Regions from separate parts of the Homo sapiens genome. Here region 1 is linked to region 2. Evidence: chromatin loops called from intact Hi-C (ENCODE). Cell type or tissue: B cell. All regions are shown on one strand.

Region 1 (4,000 bases), 160 kb before region 2:
GCTCTAATAATATTTCCTTTATATGTCTGGGTGCTCCTTTGTTGGGTGCATATATATTTAAAATTGTTATGTCCTCTTGCTGAATTGACTGCTTTTTCACTATATGACCTTCTTTGTCTGTTTTTATAGTTTTTCTATTGAAAGCTATGTAGTCTAATATAATATAAGTATAATTACTCTTGTTTTTTTTTTTTGTTTGTTTGTTTTCCATTTGCATGGACTATCTTTTCCCATCCCCCTTAATTTCAGTCCATGTGTGTCTTTACAGGTGAAGTCTGTTTTTTGTAGGCAAAAAGTCACTGGGTTCATTGGGTCTTTTTTTTCTTTTTGATTCATTCAGCCAGTCTGTGTCTTTTGTTTTGAGAGTTTAGACCATTTACATTCAATGTTACTGTTGATGAGTAAGGACTTACTCCTGCATTTTGTTGTTTTCTGGTTGTTTTGTTGTCTTCTCTTCATTTTTCCTTCCTTCCTATCTTCCTTTTAGTGAAGGTCATTTTTTTCTGGTGGTATGTTTTAATGTCTTGCTTTTTATTTTTTTGTGTATCCATTGTCTGTTTTTAGATTTGAGGTTACCATGAGGCTTGGAAGAGAAAAGATGACTTTATCTTGTAACTTGAATACAATTCTTTGTATCTCTTTGACCATATTCATGTTTTCCTTTATATTTCTGATTATATGGAACATGTTTATAATAGCTGTTTTACTATCCTATTACTAAATTCTGCCATTTCTGAGTGTTTTCTATTGGTTGATTTTTCTTATTGTTATGGGTCATGTTTCCTGCTTCTTTACATGCCTTGTGTGTTGGTCACTGAACACTGTAAATTTCATATTGTTAGGTATTAAATTTTATTGTATTTCTTTAAAGAGTATCAGGCTTCGTTCAGTCAATTTACTTAGGATCAGTTTAACTCTTTAGTGGTTTGTTTGTAAGCTCTGTTAGGGTGGGTCCAGACAAGCTTCAGTCAGGGCTAACTTAGAGTCACTGCTAAGGTAATACTCTTCTCACAAGGCTTCCCAGTGCTCAATGTATTACAAGGTCTCTTCAGTCTGGCTGATGGGGTGGTGATATCTCTCCACTCTTGCTGTAGTTTCCAGGAATTATTCATCCTACTTCTGTCCGGTGTTTCTTTCTCTAGCCTTGTGAGGTGTCACCACAAAAAGGTACTGATCAGTACTCAGCCAAAGACTCAAAGGGATCACTCTGTGGAAGTCCAGAGGTCTCCCTCTGTGAAGCTCTTACCTCTTCAGTATTTTGTCCTACACATTTTAGTTGTCTTAATTTCCCTAAAGTTTAGTTTCTATTTGTTCAATTCAAGGAGACTCCTGGGCTCTATTTGGGTACTCTTCCCTGTGCTGTAACCTGGAAACTGCTTCTAGCAATAAGCTGGATCAGTTGTAGGGCGCAATTCACTTGTAGGGATTATAGTTTTATGCTGCTGTTCCCATATCTGAAAATAAATAATGCATTCTTTAATGTCCTCTGGATCCTTCTGGAGAACAGAATCATGTGGGGGGGTTCTTAGGCTCTCATAAATATATTGTAACACTTCCACTTCCATAAGCCTTTTGACCATTTCCTCAAAATACAGTAACACAGTTTCAGCATCCCCATATATTTTATTCTAGGACATTGCCATGTCAAGCCTATCCCAGCAGCGTATTATGACCAGTTACAAAGGCTTTGTATGATATTAAGCCTTGAATCATAGAAAAGTACTCCTATGTTAATACACTTGCTTCTATCCAAACTTATATTCTATCTTCCTTGTCCAACATCCCTCAGCTCTATCTCCCACATTTTCCTCTAAATCCTGCCAGTATGTAGTAGCATTAGGGGTTTATGTTGAGGGGAAAAGAGGGTGAATATTGGGAAGGACAAATATCTGATGACATTTTTATAAGATCTCCCTCCAAGGAGGAGGAAGCTTTTCTTCTCTTACAAGGGGAAGGGATTTGATTCTGTCACCTCAGAGGTCTCAGGACATTCTGGTGCTTTACAATTCTCATCTGTGTCTATCCAGATGTTTCTAAGGTATCAAGATGCCTCTTTGGTTTTTTCTATTAGGACTTGAATTGCTACAAGCATATAATCTATACTGCAGGTATTTCATATAGGCATTAAGTGATTCAGAACCAACTAATTTTTAGCATCATAAAATTAGGGTTTCACCGGCTTGTAGTTTGACAGGATACTTATTTATAAAATGATTTTCACAACAATCTTTAAAGGTAGGTATGATCTCGATTCAACCTTGGAGGAAACTGAAGCTCAGTAAAATTAAGTGACTAGCCCAAGGATGCACAGTGATCAATTGCAAAGAATGAACTCTATTTTGTCTCTGAAGTATGTGCACTGCCCATTATGTTACATAACCTTTCTTTATAGCTCCTATCAAGTCATTCTACATAAGAAACATCTTATGTGGGAAACACTTCAATCTAGCAACTGGTTACTGTAATGAAAAGATATAGTGAAACTAGATACTTGAATTGACCAGTTTATATATTAATAATTTTGTGATGGATTCAATTAAAGATTTTATGAAAACCTTGGAAGAGTATGAAATAATTATACAGTGTTTATTATTTTAGCTCTCATTTATCTATTTTGGATACCTGAACTTATATGTTAAAGAACATTAAGTACATATAGTTAGGTTGGAACTCAGCTGGGATTCAACTTGTTTGCTGAAACTTCAGATACTATAAACTAGTATCCTGTGTAGTCAGAATTATATTATCTTGACTCATTAACTTTATTTAGCATCTATTTTATACTACATACTGATTTTATTAACTTCTAATCACTCTTGTTTCACTTGTTTGAGATAGGTAAAGCAGAATTTATCTGGAGTTTAAGATTAAGGCTGACAGATTAAATCTGCTTCTGTTATTGTTTGTTTCTGATATTAAAAGAGACTTCTTATTATGACCCCAGTCCATCCAAATTGTATACTATAATGGATTCTATATGAATAAATTAAGGGATCTAGATTTTAATAGTAAAACCATTTTATAGCAGCAGTAGTTTTATAAATGGATATTTTACCTCTTAAACAAAATGTAATTGGAAAATAAAATACACTGTCATTCAAATAACATCTCACGTTATAAATAATCAGTTTGGATGCAGCTACAAGATTTTTCTGGCACAGAAGTAAATTAAACACTTTAGTAAATTGTCAAACTGATGAAAATCCTAACCCTGTGCATGTTGTTTTAATGGTGTAAGAATATGGACAACAAGATGTTTTTGTTCTTTTATTTTTATCAGAGTAAATGGAAGAATAGTGTCACAGACAAAGGTTCTAGGATTTTCCTGGGAAAAGGAGGTTATAGCAGTTAGAAACGCCAGCAGTAGCTTACACCAATAATTTATTAAGATTTTTGTTTTTACATTATTGGCATTCCAGGGGTAGGTGGTTACTGTTGTAGGCTCATCTTCTCAACTCTCCCATCAGGGACCCAGTTACTTTCTATCATTCTGAACTGTTATTCTTCGCGTGTACACCTTCATTCTCCTGTTGGTTGCCTCACGGCTACGAGATGGCTGCTATAGGTCCAGCCATCAGGAAAAATGGGGAAGGAGCAGGACATGTAAGATCCTTTATCAGGCCACCTTCACATATATTTTCTAGACAAGGATTATATCACCGGGCCATATTTAGTTGCAAGGAGACTGGGAAAGTGAGGAACAGAATTGATTTGGCTAATCACAACTCATCTCCAGAGAATAGGCAATTTCTGCTTCCAAATAAAGTTGGATACTGTTCAGGAAGAACAGGCTGGATATAAACCGTTTGTGTTTTGGTCAGCAATATGTTCTGGTTTTGGTTTGGTGGGAAACAGGAAGCTTACTGAGGAAGGGAGACACCTGGAAGTAGTCTTAATCTGGCCATAAGGACCATGACACTCTAATATTATTTGATGGTGTGTGGGTTTCTTTTTTTCCAGAGACATCTATAAACATGGCTTTGTTACTAAGCCAAAGCCA
Region 2 (4,000 bases):
ATTCTGGATATTAGACTTTTGTTGGGTGCATAGTTTGCAAATATTTTCTCCCATTCTGTAGGTTGTCTGTTTACTATATTGATAATTTCTTCTGTTATGCAGAAGCTCTTTAGTTTAATTAGGTCACACTTTCAATTTTGATTTTGTTGCAATGGCTTTTGAGGACTTAGTCATAAATTTTTTCCTGAGACCAATGTCCAGAATAGTGTTTACTAGATTTTCTTCTAGGATTCTTATGATTTGAGGTCTTACATTTAAATCTTTAATTCATCTTATTTTTGTATATGGTGAAAGGTAGGGGTCCAGTTTTATTCTTCTGCATATGGTTAGCCAGCTATCACTGTACAATTTATTGAATAGGGAATCTTTTCCCCATTGTTTATTTTTGTCAACTTTGTTGAAGATCAGATGGCTGTATAAATGCAGCTTTATTTCAGGGTTCTTTGTTATTTTCCGTTGGTCTGTGGGTTTGTTTTTGTACCACTATTGTGTTATTTTGGTTACTGTATAGCCTTATAGTATAGTTTGAACTTAAGTAATGTGATGCCTCCAGTTTTGTTGTTTTTGCTTGGATTGCTTTTGCTATTTTGGCTCTTTCTTTTTATTCCATATAAATTTTAGGATGTTTTTCTAACTCTGTGAAAACTGAAATTTGTAGTTTGATAGAAATAGTGTTGAATCTCTAGATTGCTTTGGCCAGTATGGCCATTTTAATAATATTGAGTCTTCCATTTCATGAGCCTGGACTAGTTTTCCATTTGTTCGTGTCACTATGATTTTTTTCGGTGTTTTCCATCTATGATATGTTTGCAGTGTTTTGTTTTTCTCCTTGCAGAAATCTTTCACCTCCTTGGTTAGATACATTCCTAGGCATTTTACATTTTGTCTGTGGCTATTGTAAATTGCATTGCATTCTTGATTATACTCTCAGCTTGAGCATTATTGGTGTACAGAAATGCTACTCAGTTTTGTACATTGATTTTGTATCCTGAAACTTTACTGAAGTTGTCTGTCAGTTCCAGGAGCCCTTTGGCTTAGTCTTTATGGTTTTCTAGGTATAAAGTCATATCATCAGTGAAAAGAGGTAGCTTGGCTTCTTTTTCTATTAGAATGCTCTTCATTTCTTTCAGTTAATTGCTCTGGCAAGGACTTCCAGTACTATGTTGAACAGGAGTGGTAAGAAGAGATATACTTGTCTTGTTAACAGTTCTCAAGGGGAATGCTTCCAGCTTTTGCCCCTTCAATATAATGTTGGCTGTGGGTTTGTCATAGATGACTCTTACTATTTTGAGATATGTTCCTTTGATGCCTATTTTGTTGACAGTTCTTGTCATGAAGGGATGCTGGATTTTATTGGAGGCTTTTTCTGTGTCTGTTAAGATGATGATATGGTTTCGGGTTTCAATTCTGCTTTTGTGGTGAGTCACATTTATTGATTTGTGTATGTTGAACCAAACTTGCATACCAGGCATGAAGCCTACTTAATTGTGGTGAATTAACTTTTTTATGTGCTGCAGGATTCAGTTTGCTAGTATTGTGTAGAGGATATTTTTGTCTATGTTCACCAGAGGTATTGGCCTGTAGTTTTCTTTTTTTTGTTGTTGTGTCTTTTCCAGGTTTTGGTATCAGGGTGATGTTGGCTTCATTGAATGAGATAGTGAAGAGTCTCTCTTCCTCAATTTTTTAGAATAGTTTCACTTGAATTGGTATCAGTTCTTCTTTGTACACGTGGTAGAATTCGGCTGTGAGTCCATTTTGTTTGAGGCTTTTTTGTGTTTGTAGGTTTTTTATTAATGATTAAACTTCAGAACTTAATATCAGTTGCTTCAAGGTTTCAATTTCTTCCTGATTCAATCTTGAGATGTGTGTTTCCAGAAATTTATCCATTTCCTCTAGATTTTCTAGTTTGTGTGCACAGATGTGTTCATAATAGTCTCTGAGGATCTTTTGTATTTTTGTGGTATTAGTTGTAATGTCACCTTTGTCATTTTTGATTGTGCTTATTTGGACCTTCTCTCTTTTTCTCTTTTATTAATCTAGCTGGAAGTCTATCAGCCTTGTTTATCCTTTTCAGGAATTAACTTGGGTTTTGTCAATTCTTTGTATGGATTTTTGGATCTGAATTTCATTCAGTTCTGCTCTGATTTTAGTTATTTTGTGTGTGTGTGTGTGCTAGCTTTGGGGTCAATTTGTTCTTGTGTTTTCTAGTTACTCTAGGCGTGATGTTAAATCATTAATTTGAAATTTTTCTAATTTTTTGAGGTTGGTGTGTTAGCCCTATAAACTTTCCTCTTAACACTGCTTTTGCTGCATCCCAGAGATTTTGATATGTTTTGCCTCTGTTTTCATTTGTTTCAAAGAATAATTTGATGTCTGACTTAATTTCATTGTTTATCCAAAAGTGATTTATGAGCAATTTGTTAAATTCCTATGTAATTTTGTGGTTTTGAGGGATCTTCTTGATATTGATTTTAATATTTATTCCACTGTATTCTGAGAATATGGTTGGTATGATTTCACTTTTTTTAAATTTATTGAGACTTGCTTTATGGTTGAGCATGTGGTCAGTTTTAGAGTATGTTCTGTGTACTATTGAGACAAATGTGTTTAATGGGTGAAACATTCTGTAGATGTTTATTAGATCCAATGGTCAAGTGTCAAATTTAGGTCCAGAAGTTCTTTGTTAGTTGTCTGCCTCAATTGATCTGTCTAAGAGCATCAGTGAGGGGTTGAAGTTCTGCACTATTATTTTCTTGGTGTCTAAGTCTTTCTGTAGGTCTAGAAGTAGTTGCTTTAAGAATCTGGTGTTCCAATGTTGGGTATATATATTTAAAGTAGTTAACTCTTCTTGACTTAACTTGAATTGAACCCTTTGTTGTTATGTAATGCCCTTCTTTGTCATTTTTTGCTGTTGTTGGTTTAAAGTCTGTTATTTCTGATATAAAAACAGAAACTTTTGCTCTATTTTGTTTTCTAAATATTTGTGTGATTTGTTTTTCTCCAACACTTTACTTTGATCCGATGGGTGTTGTTATGTGTGAGATGGGTTTCTTCAAGAGACCCATCTAGAAGGGTCTTATTTTTTTACCCAACTTTCAGCTCTATACCTTTTAAGTGGGGCATTTAGATCATTTAAATTCAAGGTTAACATTGATATGTGAGGCTTTGATCCTCTTGTGAAGTTGTTAGTTGGATGCTTTATAGTCTTCATTGTCTAGTTGCTTTATAGGGTCTGTGAGCTATGTACTTAAGTGTGATTTTGTGGTAGCAGATACTGTTCTTTCATTTTCATGTTTAGAATTCACTTAAGAATCTCTTGTAAGGCTAGTCTAGTGGTAACAAGTCCCCTTAGTGCTTGCTTGTCAGAAAAAAAAATCTTTTTTCTCCTTTGCTTATGGAGCTTAGTTGGCAAGATAGAAATTCTTGCTTGGAATTATCTTTTCTTTAAGAATGCTGAAAATTGCTGAGTTCAGTGGCTCATCCTTCCAATCCCAATACTTTGGCAGCTTGAGGTGGGAGGATTGCTTGAGCCTCCAGGAGTTCAAGACCACCCTGGGCAATATAGTGAGACCTTGTCTCTACAAGTAATAATAAAAATTAGCTGCGTGTGGTGGCATGTGGCTGTTGTCCCAGCTGCTCAGGAGGCTGAGGTGGGAGGTTCACTTGATACTGGGAGGTTGAGGCTGCAGAGAGATGTGATCGTTCCACTCTATTCCATCTGAGGCAACAGAGTAAAACCAAGTCTCAAAAATAATGATAATGATGATGATGATGATGATAATAATAATCATATAATGCTGAAAATAGGTCTCCAGTTTCTCCTGGCTTGTAAGCTTTCTGCTGAGAAGCCTGCTGTTAGGCTGAAGGAGTTCCCTTTGTACATCATCTAACCTTTTTCTCTAGCTGCCTTTAAGATTTTTTCTTTATTGTTGACCTTGGTGGCTATATGTCCTGGTGATGTTCATCTTGTACAGTATCTCATCTTGTATAGTGTCTTGTA

What was found. Peaks named below come from ENCODE experiments on the same cell type or tissue, not always from the same donor. Only the 100,000 strongest peaks of a DNase experiment are listed, where the experiment ranks them.
Region 1: it touches region 2 in a loop (4-fold over the local background); 1 of 110 quality-filtered maps calls a loop at or near these places.

Annotation. Positions count from the first base shown.
Region 1 is chr10:89,882,267-89,886,266 of GRCh38, forward strand. All of the region lies in intron 1 of LINC01374 (long intergenic non-protein coding RNA 1374), which reads left to right. Among named protein-coding and RNA genes, the nearest start is that of LINC01374, 30 kb to the left of the region's middle. In B cell, a CTCF peak has its summit at 2,003; no DNase peak of the experiment used is centred here.
Region 2 is chr10:90,045,950-90,049,949 of GRCh38, forward strand. No RefSeq gene overlaps it. Among named protein-coding and RNA genes, the nearest start is that of LINC01375, 91 kb to the left of the region's middle. RefSeq lists an enhancer at 1,548-1,697. In B cell, no CTCF peak of the experiment used is centred here; a DNase peak (open chromatin) is centred at 1,512; H3K4me3 peaks cover 505 bases; H3K27ac peaks cover 1,048 bases; H3K27me3 peaks cover 280 bases.